2 separate regions of the Mus musculus genome follow, and region 1 is linked to region 2. The links are chromatin loops, found by intact Hi-C in ENCODE. Cell type or tissue: left cerebral cortex. All regions are shown on one strand. Each heading gives the region's core, and the rest is flanking DNA. Links, peaks and the distances in the headings are about the cores only.

What was found. Peaks named below come from ENCODE experiments on the same cell type or tissue, not always from the same donor. Only the 100,000 strongest peaks of a DNase experiment are listed, where the experiment ranks them.
Region 1: a loop joins it to region 2, with 5 times the contacts of the local background. A loop is called at or near these places in 3 of 42 quality-filtered maps.

Annotation. Positions count from the first base shown.
Region 1 is chr19:56,717,180-56,724,806 of GRCm38, forward strand. It overlaps Adrb1 (adrenergic receptor, beta 1), which reads left to right and starts at 4,938. Exons shown (of 1, transcript NM_007419.3): 1 at 4,938-7,627. The coding sequence starts at 5,193. The coding sequence ends at 6,593. In left cerebral cortex, for the core only: a CTCF peak has its summit at 4,616; DNase peaks (open chromatin) are centred at 3,586, 3,862, 4,451, 4,696 and 2 more places; H3K4me3 peaks cover 3,100 bases; H3K27ac peaks cover 3,602 bases.
Region 2 is chr19:56,663,867-56,671,493 of GRCm38, forward strand. Gm52389 (a long non-coding RNA gene) reads left to right here and starts at 883. Exons shown (of 2, transcript XR_003952901.1): 1 at 883-934; 2 at 1,043-1,744. Gm32492 (a long non-coding RNA gene) reads left to right here and starts at 5,201. Exons shown (of 3, transcript XR_386825.2): 1 at 5,201-5,596. Gm32441 (predicted gene, 32441) reads right to left here and starts at 760. Exons shown (of 3, transcript NR_166869.1): 1 at 339-760. In left cerebral cortex, for the core only: no CTCF peak of the experiment used is centred there; a DNase peak (open chromatin) is centred at 2,908.

The DNA.
Region 1 (7,627 bases), core at 1,646-6,645, 54 kb after region 2:
CACAGGCATACATGCAGGTAGAACACTCACACATAACAATGTGGGGTGTGGGCTGACATGTATCTCAGTGGTTCAGCCTTTACTTATCAGGCATCTGGACCTCCACTTTGGTACCAATCCCACAGAAAGAAGAAGGGGGGGGGGGTGGAGCAAGGTACATATGCTAAGTAAGGATATGAAAAAACAAAAAACAAACAAAAAAAAAACAAAACCATATCCACCTCCCCCCTCTCTGGAAAAAAGTCTTTTAAAAGACGATTTGCTCATGATAAGAGAATTAAAAATAATCCCCTGCTACCCATCCTCTGAATCACAATAAATACTGAGTATGACAAAGAAGGGTCACACCGACTAAGGAGCTTATCTAAGGGCACGGACTCTTCTGAAGATCTTGGCACCTTCTGTGATCTGAAAGGTCGCAGTGATAAGGCAGTGTACAGCCGTGTATTACAAATACATAGCGTGTGGATTAAAAAAAATTCCCATAAAGTATTCTATTTATTTCACCCTTAATACAGAGAGGAGAGAGAGAGAGAGGGAGAGAGAGAGAGAGAGAGAGGGAGAGAGAGAGCGAGTGTGTGAGCAAACAGTGCATTCATTTGAAAGGTGAAGTCACTACTGAAGGTCAAACAGCCAAGCCAGGACAGGAACCTGGATCTTCTACCCATCTCCCTCCCCATCGGAACTCTTTCCAATGCATCCAAATTTTGAAAAATATTATTATTGGCTCTGACATTATTCAATGTACTTGTCAGACACACCAGGAAGAGGAGGAGGCAGAGAGGGAGGAAGGGGGTGGGGAGAGAGGAGAGCCTTTGGATTTTCTAAGTAGCCCAGCCTTGACCGTGCTTACTGTATACGCGCCTCTGTGCTTGTTGTGATGATAGCGGCTGCAGTTGCTTGTCCCTGTGTAAACTGTGGCTCCAGATCTAGCATATGACCTTAAGTGCCAGCCTGAGCCAGGCTGTCCGTCCTTCAGTTAGCACGGACTGATCCTTGGAGCAGCCATATGGCTTTAGGTGACAAGCTGTGTTGTCTATCCTGAGGATGAACCACTTAAGCTCTGATTAGGAGATCTTTTGATTAGTGATAGCTTGATTACAAGTAGCTGGAGGTTATTACCGGCCGCCAGGACAGTTTTGCTAGTGGAGTTTGATGCGTTTCCTAGGGTTTCTCTGGCCTGTCTCCCAGCAGTTGTCCGTCTGCTCACCTTCATTTTTAAGACTGGAAATGTCAGGTTCATGGCGTGTAACCATGAGTGGGCTGAATTGACTATTAATCACTGTACTATAGATATGTGACTTGATCTGGGACTTGATATGAGATTCTCAGCGATCTTCCCGGGGTGGGAAAGGTGGTGGGGGTGGGGAAGGCATAAGTAGTGTTATAATGTTTCCAGTGAGTGGAAATTAGCTGACTGTGGCAGTTCATGAAACCTCAGCACCTAGGAGTCCAAGACAGGAAGACTGCTGTGGGCTTGAGGCCAGCCTAGATCATAGGACAGAATGGGCTACACAATGAGACGCTGCTCATAAACGGGGTGTTTTGAGGTGCTTATATGGAAATATTGACTGGTCCGTGTGAGCTATAAGCATGAGTGGAGACTCCCAAGTTCTGAAATAGTCAACCATTCCTCACTTGTGCAAAAAAGATATTTTAATTAAATATGACATTTATGAATTCAAGTTAAATATTAACTAATGTCAAGTAATTATTAATGAACATGGAAGCTGCAAAAACGGTAAGATAGTTCCTGCTCTCCATAAACATATGACCTAGAAAAGGCAAAAATCACACAGAGATGAAAATGATTTAAGAGACGTCAAAAGGCAATCTATCATAGCCACAGTTACCATAGGTTAGTGGGAAATTATTTCCAGAAGCAACAGGCAGGGAAAGGAAGACGGAAGGAGGAAGGAGAAGCAAGACAAGAATATATCCCAGCTTTGGGAAGAGATTAGATCCGAAACCAGGCCGGAGTTTCCTACGATAGAGGCGTACAGAACTCTATGCAGTGAGCCGGTAAAGGCTGTCATCCCTGGATGGAGCTGGGCCTTTGCCTGTTAGGTAACTGCTGTACAGCTGAACTACACATTCAGCTCTCTGTGAGAGTGAAGGGGATAAGGAGAGGTAGTCACAGAGTGCACACCGAATACTGTCTCCCATAGGATGCAGGGAGCCAGATGGGAAAAGAGGCAGCGGGGGAGGGACTCGTGATTCTCAGGTGTGCCAATTAACACTGGGAAGGATTCCTACTGATGCACTTTGAGTGGCAGATAGAAAATGACCATATTGAACAGTTGGTCTGACGGAGTGTTAAGTGGTGGCTTTGCTGTGACGGGATGGATACATAGTTGCTATGAGATCTGACAGGAGTTAGAAGAGCGGGTTGTTACTACTCCTCAAGAGGCCCCTTGTGCTTTCTGCTCTGCACAGAGAGGCAAGTGTCTGGACTTGAACCTCTCAACCTTCAAAATTCTGAGCCAAAATAAAGCCCTTCTTACATTACCCAGGTTCAGGTATCCGGTCATAGCAACAGAAAACAGACTAAGTCAGTGGCTATGTTGAACTTCCTCTTAATCTCATATCCTTTTCTAAGAAGCAGAGAGAGAGAGAGAGAGAGAGATGGAGAGAGAGAGAGAGAGAGAGAGAGAGAGAGAGACCTCCATGCTAGCTGAGGCTACACTATTTTAAGTACGCCTGTCAGTACAGTTGAGGAAAGTCCCTAAGAGCATCTGGGATCCTCTCTATGAAGCCCTGCTAGAAAAGCCTCCTGGTTTTTGAATGCTTACTTGAATGTATTTATTCCACAGAAATGCAGAGAAACTTGATGTAACACCAAGTCATCAAGGGGAAAGGTCACAAAATCCAGAATGGTGGTCCTGCCGCCTGGTGTGTTCATACATATAAATAGCACAAGGTTACCAGCCTCGGCTCCTGACTCCAATCTCTACAGCTCAGTTCTGGCCTTATCATCCCAAGAAACCCCATGCCCTGGGGACACGAGGTCGATACACTGCACCCCAATAGCACCACTTAGCAGAAAGCCTCTTTCCACATTTCCCCACACCCCAGCACTCAGAGGCCCTTTCTTGGTCAGCTCACTTCAAAACATGGGCGTTTTTCAGATTGTCCCTTGAGTCCTTTCAGCCATCCCCTAAAAGCCACAGGAAGGAGAGACCCTGGCTTGAAGAGGCTGGGGTGACTATGGGTGCCAACTCCTTCTGCCCTCGGTGTAGTTCCTGTTCCCTGATTCTCAAAACTCCCCAACTTGGCAGAACTTGGTAAGTCCAGGGCAGGGGTGAATAAACAGATCACTCCCCCGTGGTAACACTCTCAGTGGTCAAGCCTGATCCTAGGGCACATCCACGGGTTTGACTTTATGAAGAGTACGGCTGTGGATGGACAGCTGTGAGCCTGTGTCTTTTGGCAAGGTGAGAGTACCAGCTTGGCCACATGTTGATGTTCCTCCCAGATGCTAATCTTTTTATTCCAATGCAAGAAGGACTCGGGAGCATTACATAACATTATATAACACTACCGTGCACCCTTCCCTTCTGAGACAATTGGGAACTGTTCGCTTCTCAAGAACTTAATTACAGATTTCCTTTTTACGGCCTGAGGTAGAGGCATTCCCAGGGGTAGATCAGAGGACCTCAGCCCGAGGTCCCATCCTCTGTTCGCATCAGGAATGAAGCCAAAGACTCTAGTTTCGGATTCTCTCGACAATGTGAAGCGAGGAAATGTGGTATGACTTTAAATGCTTTCAGATTTAATCGCCTTGAGTATGTATATATTTTCTTCCCTCATCTTCCCAAAGCTAATCCCACAGTTTTGAGAATCTAGCCACCCTCCCAAGAAATCTGAAATCCCAGTTCATGACGTCAACCCAAAAGGGATAGCACCTTGTGTTGGCTCAGCTCAGATTGCAAAATCCCATGGGTAACGGAGCACAGATGCGGATGTTAAGGTGTTGGTACTGGAGTCAAAAAGTCTGAAGCGTCATTCTCCGTGTTCTTTCCACGAGGGGCGTGGGGGTGGGGCGACGTCATTTACCCTGGACTGAATGTTGCCCTAAACTTCTCCTTTATATTCAGAACTCTTTCATCCTTTTCTTTAGCTGGGACTGGGGCCTGTGTGTGTATCCGACTGGTCCTCGGTGTTGGCAGTTACATCCACAAACCTTCCCTTCCTTTCCCCATCTACTGCACTTGAAGGAGAGAGCACAGCTCCGCGCGAGAACAGCGCCCAGAGAGCCTTTCTGACAGATGCGTACCCTGCTCCAGCAACCCGCCTGGCTGCAAAGTTTCCTCTAATCACTAACACCCACTTCCTATTCCCCCAAGCTGTCATGCTGGCCAGGTCCCCTCGCGATCAGGGAAGAGCCAGGCTGCCTGATGGCAGAACCCCAGTCTCACAGCTAAATTCCTCCAATCCCAGCAGATAGGCTGTCCAAGGCACTCCTGCGTCTCCGAGACGCCTGTAAGGTTCTCTTATAGCTACCAGGAACCGGGCACTAGAGGCGAGGGAACTACGGGGTGCCGAAGGGAAATAAGGGCGCTCTTGCGGGAGCGGCAAAAGGAGAGCTGGGTGCTAAGGTTAACGGAGACTACTGGTTGGCGGGGGGCACAGGAGGCGGCGGGGCGCCGCAGGGGGCGCCGCAGACTAGACTCTGGAAGAAGCCTGAGCAGGAAAGGGCGCGCTCGCTGCAGCCCGTGGGTGCTGGCTGCGTAGTCCGCCCGCAATCTTTGGAGCCTTTCAATCGCGGGTAGGAGGGGGTGCTGGGTGTTGGGGGTGGGGGCACCATTGTCGGGGGCGTGCCTTGGCGGCGATTGGCTGCGGGAGCCTGACGCGCGGCCCCGGGGGCTGGCTGGGGGGGTGGCAGCGAAGGGGGGGGGGGAGGTGCTGGGTGTTGGAGCCGCCGGCCCCGCGCGCTCAGAAACATGCTGAGGTCCCGGCGGCTCTTCCAGCAGCGACAGCGGCTCCAGCAGCAGCGGCGGCGGCGGCGGCGGAGACAGCGCTCGGCTACGGAGGAGAAGGCGCCCGGCGTCCATGCCTCCGGCCCCGAGCCGCGGCTGCCCTGACCTGGCCGCGACCTCCCCGCGCGGGCCCCGCAGCCCCGGCTCCTGGGGTGCTCCCCAGGCGCGGCCCAGCCCCGCCACACCCCCCGCCCCCGGCCTCCGCAGCTCGGCATGGGCGCGGGGGCGCTCGCCCTGGGCGCCTCCGAACCCTGCAACCTGTCGTCCGCCGCGCCGCTGCCCGACGGTGCGGCCACCGCGGCGCGGCTGCTGGTGCTCGCGTCGCCTCCCGCCTCGCTGCTGCCTCCAGCCAGCGAGGGCTCAGCGCCGCTGTCGCAGCAGTGGACCGCGGGTATGGGCCTACTGCTGGCGCTCATCGTTCTGCTCATCGTGGTGGGTAACGTGCTGGTGATCGTGGCCATCGCCAAGACCCCGCGGCTGCAGACGCTCACCAACCTCTTCATCATGTCCCTGGCCAGCGCTGATCTGGTCATGGGATTGCTGGTGGTGCCTTTCGGGGCCACCATCGTGGTGTGGGGCCGCTGGGAGTACGGCTCCTTCTTCTGCGAGCTCTGGACTTCGGTAGATGTGCTGTGTGTGACGGCCAGCATTGAGACCCTGTGTGTCATCGCCCTGGACCGCTACCTCGCCATCACGTCGCCCTTTCGCTACCAGAGTTTGCTGACGCGCGCGCGAGCGCGGGCCCTCGTGTGCACAGTGTGGGCCATCTCGGCGTTGGTGTCCTTCCTGCCCATCCTCATGCACTGGTGGCGGGCCGAGAGCGACGAAGCGCGCCGCTGCTACAACGACCCCAAGTGCTGCGATTTCGTCACCAACAGGGCCTACGCCATCGCCTCGTCCGTCGTCTCCTTCTACGTGCCCCTGTGCATCATGGCCTTCGTGTACCTGCGGGTGTTCCGCGAGGCCCAAAAACAGGTAAAGAAGATCGACAGCTGCGAGCGCCGCTTCCTCGGCGGCCCAGCCCGGCCGCCCTCGCCTGAGCCCTCGCCGTCACCTGGGCCACCGCGCCCCGCAGACTCGCTGGCCAACGGGCGCTCCAGCAAGCGGCGGCCGTCGCGCCTCGTGGCTCTGCGCGAGCAGAAGGCGCTCAAGACACTGGGCATCATCATGGGTGTGTTCACGCTCTGCTGGCTGCCCTTCTTCCTGGCCAACGTGGTGAAGGCTTTCCACCGCGACCTGGTGCCGGATCGCCTCTTCGTCTTCTTCAACTGGCTGGGCTACGCCAACTCGGCCTTCAACCCCATCATCTACTGCCGCAGCCCCGACTTCCGCAAGGCTTTCCAGCGCCTGCTCTGCTGCGCGCGCCGGGCCGCCTGCAGACGCCGCGCAGCCCACGGGGACCGGCCGCGCGCCTCCGGCTGCCTGGCGAGAGCTGGGCCGCCGCCGTCCCCCGGAGCTCCCTCGGACGACGACGACGACGACGCCGGGACCACCCCACCGGCGCGCCTGCTGGAGCCCTGGACCGGCTGCAACGGCGGGACAACCACTGTGGACAGCGATTCGAGCCTGGACGAGCCGGGGCGCCAGGGCTTCTCCTCGGAGTCCAAGGTGTAGAGAGCCAGGCTCTCTGGGCGCACGGACGCCGCTCCCCATAGTCCCGGGCTGGACACGGGCTCTGCATCCCTAGAGGAAGAGAGCCCGCCTGGGCGCCCCTGAGCCGCTCCCCAGGGGAGAGAGGAGATCTCTGTTTACTCAAGACCGAAAGCAGGTGAATGCAAAGCCCACAGATCTATCGAATCATCCGAGACGTACAGAAAAGCCCCGGACCGAGCGTTTGCGCAAAAAGGAAAGTTTAGGAGGAGTTGGGAGAGTGTGGCTTAGTATGGCTTACTGGCTTGTCTTGAGTTCCTTTCTCTCTGAGGTTCGGCCTTTCGTGTGTTTAATGCACCTTCAGGCATTCCCCCCCCCCCCCGCCCCTAGGTGGGTTTTGACACTTTCTGCAAGGACCCGAGTGGAAACTAGGCGGGGAGGGGAGGGGGCAGGATGGAGTCTATCACCTGGCTTTCCGGTTCCACACCTAGGAACCTAAGTATTCAGCTCAGGTTTGGTGTGGGGGCGGGGCCGGTGATAATTAGCCAGGAAGTGTTTCCCTTTGCTTTCTAAAGAAATTGCATACTAATTCCGGAGTACTGGTGTCTCCTGTTCTTAAAGCAAAGGGAAAAGAAGGATGCGAAACAGACAAATCTGGTTTCGAGAAACTATGTGTGGAGCACGGTTCACCTTGCTTTCTCCTAGAGGGCAAACCTTGTGCCCTGCGCGCCTCGGTGGTCCTGCTGTGGGTCCTCTACCTCACTCTGTGCATATTGCACAGCAAGATAGAAAGACTTGTTTATATTAAACAGCTTATTTATGTATCAATACTAGTTGGAAGGACCAGGCGCTGAGTCTCTCTCTGTGACATGTGACTCTGTCAACTAAAGATAGGACAGAACAAAAAGGAAACAGTTGAGATTATTGCACATGTGGCTAAAAACAAAGACGGCAAAAAAAAAAAAAAAAGGCAGTGGTTGGAAGGCCATTTTGCACAGTGTTAGGCATTGTAAAATTCATAGAAGTTGTTAACTTGCACAAAAAAAATTAAATATTTT
Region 2 (7,627 bases), core at 944-5,943:
AACCCCTAATAATAGTAATTATAATTCCTTTCCCTCGCTAAGTTATATCTCTGTCTAAAGGCAGCTTGCAAGCAAGACCCTTTGTGTGAACGGACAAGAGCTGCCCGGGCAGGCAGACTACGGGTCAGGTCTTACGGCATTTCCCTATTTGCTGCTTGTATTGCTCTCAAAAGCACTTACATTTTTCTTTGCTTATGTCACAGCTTTTTTATCAGTAGTTTCCTTAAAACACACACACACACACACACACACACACACACACAAAACCCAAACCCAAAACCTATTAAATTCTTGCTATCTCTTTTCAGAGAGATTAGGAAACTTCAAAGCTCCCTTACAGTGTGGAACACCAAGCAAGCGTCTGCCCTTGCCAATAGGACGCACAACCTGCCTCTGGGCTCCTATCTGTTTTTCTCTGACGAACAGCCATTTACATGTGGACAGATGAGAAGGGTGAGGCCCACAGGAAGTCACGCAAACATGCCGCCTTGCAAAAACCTCCTAGTAACCCTGGGCAGAGTGAAAAGCCCCTCCTTTATCTCAGATGCATGATGGAACCCAATCCTGGCGAGGGGAGCGCCACCAGCCAGGCCTTGCATGGAGAGTCCTGCCTAGCACCCGCGGAGGTTCCTTTCTGTGAGAAAGATTGGGTTGCCAGAGGAAATGCTTGTCTAGCCTCCTGGGTAACACACAGCCTGCATCCCTTGCCTGCTGCTGGCCTAAGCCGGAAGTCCAAGGGGAAACCTTTTCCAAGTCTGTCTGCCAGGACACAGGGTGTACAGCGACATCCCAATACTTGAAAAAACAGCATAGAGCAGCCATTGTGATGTAAAACCAGCCTGGGCAGAGCGGAGGAGGGCACATTACTGGACCCATCTGGCCGATTCTGCTCCAGGCTTGAAGCAGATAATAACTGCTGTAGCTTTTGCTGTTGGTCAGTAGCATGAACCCTGTTCTCTCCCACCCTTCCCCTGCCCCTGTCGGCCATTTTTAGTCTCCCAGACGCAGTGGATTCATTCATTACCATCTTTTTTTTTCCCAGCGGATGGATGGTCTGGAGAGCTATCAGCCACCAGGGCAGGAAGTGCCCAAAGAATTCAGGTCCTCACATTTGCCAACGCTCCATCTAACCTAGATGGCAGTTCAGCAAAGGGATTTGGCTCTTCTGCCAAACTTGCCTCTCAAAATCACCCTTCGGCCTCATAACACAGAATAAGGCCACTGTCTAGATGTCCCCCTGAGGCCTTCCATTCAAGACCAGAATTTCTGACATTCTGAATCATACCTTCCCCAAAGAAGGCTTCATTTCTCCCTTCATGCCTGTGGAGAACGTGGGGCTTGCCAATAGTCAATTGTTCTGACCCAGCAGGACCAGTCAATGCCAAGATAACTATTCTGTGGGGCTCTCATCAATTACTTTTTCTTTTCTAGGCTGGACACTCCTTGTGGAGCAAGGCTGGAGGCTGACTCATGCACAGTGAATACCCTGGCAGGGAAAACTCTAGAGCACTAAATTAAAAAAAAAAAATAGTATTCTCTCACTACCACCAACTTAAACAGAGAGCTGCAGCAAGGGCTGATTTGAATGCCTGTTATTTCCTGTCAGCTTGCGATGAGCTTTCCGGGACACAAAGACACACAGAGTTCCATTGTCCTGATCATTTCTCTGGCCCAAGGGAAGGGAAAGGGAACAAGCCATTGGGTGCACCACTCTATGGGACAAACAGAACTGAAACGCTTACTATCATGGCCTGGGCCAAACTGACTCCTTTTTATTTATTCGAGAAGCATGGCTTCAAAATAAGAAATGAGGGTAGACCTGCTAACAGTGGGCCTAAGGTGAGTCTTCACAGCTTGAAGGCAAGAATGTTGCCTGCTTAGCTGTCCAACACTCAAGAAAAGCATCTCCTAAGACATTAATTTGGGGCTGCAAACTTGGGGAAATACAGAGAGGAAACGCATAGCTTACTAGTTGTACTAGGGTGTCTTAGTTTGGGTTTTACCGCTGTGAACAGACACCATGACCAAGTCAACTCCTTTAAAGAACATTTAATTGGGTCTGGCTTACAGGTTCAGAAGTTTAGTCCACTATCATCAAGGCAGGAACATGGCAACATCCAGGCAGGCATGATGCTAGAGGAGCTGAGAGTTCTACATCTTTATCAGAAGGCTGCCAGCAGAATATTTGCTTCCAGGAAGACAGGATGCTGGTCTCAAAGCCTACACCCACAGTGACACACTCCAACAATGCCACACCTCCTAATAGTGCCACTCCCTAGGCCGAGCATATACAAACCATCACAATGGACCACATAGGCTATTCTTGGTTTTCATTATTAACCTAATTCCCTTTATCCTTGAGATGTAGATGTGGTCAACTTGGCAGGATTCAGAATCCCCTGGGAACAAGCCCTGGGCAGGTCTGAGAGGGAGTTTCTAGATTCATTTGATTGAACAGGGAAGAGTCAGCAACTGTGGGCAATACCATCCCTTAGGCTGGGGTCCTGAGCTGAGCAGTGAGCAGCACCATCCCTTAGGGGTCCTGAGCTGAGGGCCAGCAGTTACCTCTCTGCTTCCTGTTAGCAGATAAAATGTGACCAGCTGCCTCAGGTTCTGTCACCAAGATTTCCCTTCAACCTGAGCCAAAACAAACTCTTCCTTCTCTGAGCTGCTTTGGCCAGATATTGTATTATAACTCTATCATAATTTTAGTTTTTGCTAAAAAATTCTTCCATTTTTTTTTTAAACAAAAATATATCAGACACTCACACATGCAGCTCAACATCCAGCTTTTCTTAGTGTCTGATCCTTAGTCCCGGGTGATTTCCCAGCACGGGTGGATGGTGCCTTGGCTCTCCTCCTGGCTGTGGACGCCCTTCCCTACACAGCTTCCTAGCTCCCAGTCTCACCATCCACCTCATCCTCTCTCCCCAGCCAGCACACACTTTCTGAAACAGAGACCAGCTCGTGTCACATTTCCGCCTACCTTCTTGAGTGGCATCCGGGAGACCATGTAAATCCCTCTGCATCGCATACAGAAGCTAACCTCAGACTTCCTGACCTCTTCTCTCCCTCCCAAGACAGCTTTCCTAGTGCCAGCTACTTCCACCATATCCCCTGCACACCTTCTCCTTGGCAATGATTGGCTCCTTAAAATCAGCCAGTGGCTTCCTTCAGCCACAGGTCTTCAGCCATATAAACCACGTTGCCTAAAACATTTCTTCCCAGGGTGACCTTGAAAAAAAACAGGAATACACACACACACACACACACACACACACACACACACACACAGAGAGAGAGAGAGAGAGAGAGAGAGAGAGAGAGAGAGAGGCGGGAGGGGGGCTCTGTCACGCCTGACATCCCCACCCAAGCAGAAGCCAGTGGCCACAGCACTGCTATCACCAACCATGTGGTGTGTGTTCTGGTCTGCTGACACAGTTTTAGAGGTGAGCCCCATATATATTTCTCCCTCTTCCTAGAGTGTGGGCTCTGGCAGGGTTCGAACCCAGTTTTATTCATTTCTATGTTCTCAGTATCTGGCTGTGGTTGTTTTAAGACAGGGTCTCACCATGCGACCTAGGCTGGCTTGGAACTCATAATCTGCCTACTTCAACCTCTGGCGTGCTGAGATTACAGGTTTGTGACGCAAAAGAAAAGATTGGTGCACATGACTGTTCTAATGAAAGGGGGAGGAATCAAGGAATTAAAATGAGATCTTTTTCTTTTTTTTTTTTTTCTTTCTGTCCTTTCAGTTCAGTGTAATCTAGGCTAGGGAGATGGCTTTGTAGGTGAGGTAGCTTTATAAGCATGAAGACCAGAGTTCAGCTCCTCAGGACCTGCGTAAAAGCCATGTGGGCATGACAACCAGGTTGTGATCTTAGGATGTGGGAGAATGTGACAGGGGATCCCTGGAAAAAACCGGCTAGTCAGACAAGCCAAAACATGGCGCTCCAGGCCGAGTGAGACACCTATGTTAATATACACGATGGGAAGCCTTTGAGTAAGACACTCAACATCAACCTCAGGCCTCCAAATGTGAACATGCATGCACACCATACACTGCATATCACACACACACACACACACACACACACGTAAACATGTGCACACACTCACACACAGCATCCACACATAGACACACACACATGCAAACACACACAGACCCACACACATACTTAAATACACACATACACACACATACTCACACACACAACATGCACACACACATGTACACACACTCACACACACCTACACAATTACACATATACTTACATACATACATACACTCTCACACAGGATGCACACACACCCACACACATATTTACATACACACACATACTCACACACACAACACGCACACACAAGCACACACACATGTACACACACTCACACACACCTACACAATCATACATATACTTACATATGTACATACACTTCTCACACACAGCATGCACACAGACCCACACACTCACACACATATTTATATATACATACACACAGCATGCATACACAGACACACATATGTACACACACACACACACACACACACACACACATTCACCCACAAGCTAAAATGGCAGTATCTAAGTACTTAAGACAAAGCAAATGACTGGTGATTCCTGGATTCTACACTTTGAACATCTTTTCTTATCAGTTGTATCTGCCCTTTCTCTCTCTCCATCACTATCAGCCCAAACCCCAAACAAAGATCCTGGAAGCTGTGTGGTACAAAGAAAATGTACTTAGGACATTAAGCTTTGGTTCTGTAATCTGAGCAATGGCACCGTAAGAACCAAACGTTCTAAGCTATGGATGAACCCAGTGTGGCTTACATGTGGTAAAAGCAGCTCTGCCCACTGCTGGGCTTGAGACCAGAGCATAGACACCCACATGTAATGCTAGTGTCCCAACGCTACCCTCTCTGTGGACTTCAAACCCTAGCTCTGCTGGTGACCTCGAGGAAGAGGCTTGCTTTCTCTGGGCTTCCATTCCTTTCCGTGAGAGGAGAGACAGTGGTTGCACCCCACTCAAAGCAGTCAATTACATCAGGTGAAAAATCCACTTAAAGACACCGACCAGGTCCTAGCAGATGACATTCTCTCATTTTTCTGTCTAAATGGAGTGTCCCTCCAGTGTGACTCCTTCCTTCCCATCTGTCCAAAGGGAAGCAGGAAGAACAAAGCACAGAGGCACGAGAGGGGCCCAAGGTGACCTTAGAGCCACCCAGAGTTAGCCTGGAACTCATCTGCCCAGGAGCTCACTGGTTCACCCGGCTTCACCTCCCTTGGTTTCCGAAGCTTAAAATAGACTGAACCGGTGTGGCCACATTTCACTGTGCCACTCAGAGAGAGCCCCTAGGGTGTTTTCAGAGCTGGCTCTGAGCTCCCCACCAGCCAGGCTCCGGCCCTGAGTTATTCATACACACCCAGGCTCCACCGGGTCTGCCAGGGGAAATGTGTTCTGAGAGCTTCTCAGCTGGGCAGATCCACAGGCACCTTTGCTGCTCAGTGGGCTCCGATCAATCAGCCACTTTAGAGGGCGTGCGTAAGGAGGGGTTGTGAGACCCTCCTGGCAGCCGGCGTGAGTACTGCAGGTCAGTGGAAAGAGTCCACAAGTTCTTAACGGCAGCCAAGTAAAGGCTAACGGGTAAGAGTGGGGTAGGCAGGGTTCAAGGTCTATCTATCCCTCACCCCAGTGTTATGTGATCCAGACTAAGTCAGCTCCCCTCTCTGGGCTTTTAAGAGGCATTAAGAGGCATCCTCTGCAGGCTGGCTTCTCCTCCCCATTACTCACTGTGGTCTCATTCTCGGGCCTTCTGAGACGTCAGGATGGCTTCCTGCAGTGTCAAGCGTGCTCAAGGTCATAACCAGGAGAGAAGGAGAAAGTTTTCCCCTCTCTTCCTCATTGTCTTTGCCATGACGATCACTGTCAAACTGTGTGCTCACTTAGCATGCGGGACATGGTGAACTGGCCCCCAGAGTCCATTCTGGCTTTGTCCAAGGGGCTTCTCTGAACTGCAAAGACACCCCAGTATCCCTTAGCTATCTTTCCTACCTGATGCACTGACTGGAGGATCAGATGGCAGCAGAGAGAGGGGAGCTGTGCTTGTGGCTCATGGCGGAAGTGTCTGTCTCAACGTCAGCGGCAACTTCAGAACCCTGGGCTGCAGCTCGTGGGTAATGTATGTCCCTGCATATGGGCGGTGGGTGCTTATGGTACACGGTGGAGGTCAGAGAGCAACCTCAGGCGTTGGTCCCCAGGCTCTTGCCATCACTGGTTTGAGATGAGGTTTCTCATTTGCTGTGGAACTTTACCACACAGGCCAAGCCAGCCAAGCTGCAAGGAGCCCCAGCTCCTATCTTACCCCTGCTGGGATTACAGGTATACATCACTGTGCCCAGCTTCTCATGTGTGTCCTGGAGATTTGAACACAGGTCTTTATATCTAGGAAGGGAACACTTTACTGTGTCTCTGCTCTGGTCAAGAACGTTCTTGAACGTAGTGGTTCCAGTGAGAGCCCCTTACTCCTTACTTTCTTGCTTCATCTCCAGAGGGGAGTGGACAATTTCCCCAGAAATTTGTTGAGAATTGGCTCCTTGGGTCCTTCTGGTGACATCATGAACAGCCACCACTCTGTGTTGAGCACCTTTTCAGTGAAAAACTGTGGAAGGATCCCCTACCCTCAAGGTGCCACATCTGCTTCTGTGACTGAGCGATGGGAGAATGGAGACGGGGCATCTAAAACAGCAATGTCCACTCTCCATTCCGCGCCAGACATCAGGGCAAGCAACCCTGGGAGACGAACAAGACGGCAGAAGATGCCGGCCTTCCTCTCAGAACCAAATACCGTATAATAGGCAATTGATGGCTCCACACCTGGACCTCAACTTCTCTGTGTCATTCCCTGGCTCTGAAGGTGACAGAGCTCATCTTGGCCCGGTTGACCCTCATGCAAATGATAGTGAGAAGAAGACAGAGGTGCCTTCAAGTGTGGACTGACTTGAGGCAAGAGTGCACGGGCCTGTGAGATGGGGCCCATCTGAGTCTGCACTGAGCTGTTCTCCTTCCTGTCTTGTTCTCCTGGTTTCTTGAAGGTTTTCTGTACCTGTCCCTTGCACACCAGTCCCTACCACAATCTGCTTCCAAGTCACAGGAGCATTGAGACAGAAGGGGCTGTCTGTAGCCAGGGGAAACCCCGCCCTGGATGGATACCGGCTCACCCCAAACATCACATTGTCATTGCTGAGGAGTTTCTTACCTCTGGGCTGCAATTCTGAATGCAAAATAGATAACATTCTATTCAGGCTTGGTGCTGCGCATGTGCAATGCCAGCACATAGGTACTCAGGGGAGGAGGAAGCGACAGGACCAGGAGCTCACGGCCAGCCTCAGTTACTCAGATCCAAACAATGAAAATCTAACACCAGAAACTTTGGTTTCCTGTGCTTAAAATGGGGATCCTTATTTGAAGACTTTCTCGAAAGCTAGAAGACCAGAGATGTGTAGCATGGTGATTCCTTGACTATAAAATGCTCAAATCAGCCATAGTGCCCAGCATTTGGGAGATAGAGGCAGGCAAGATCTCTGGGAGTTTAAGGCCAGCCTGGTCTACACAGTGAGTTCCA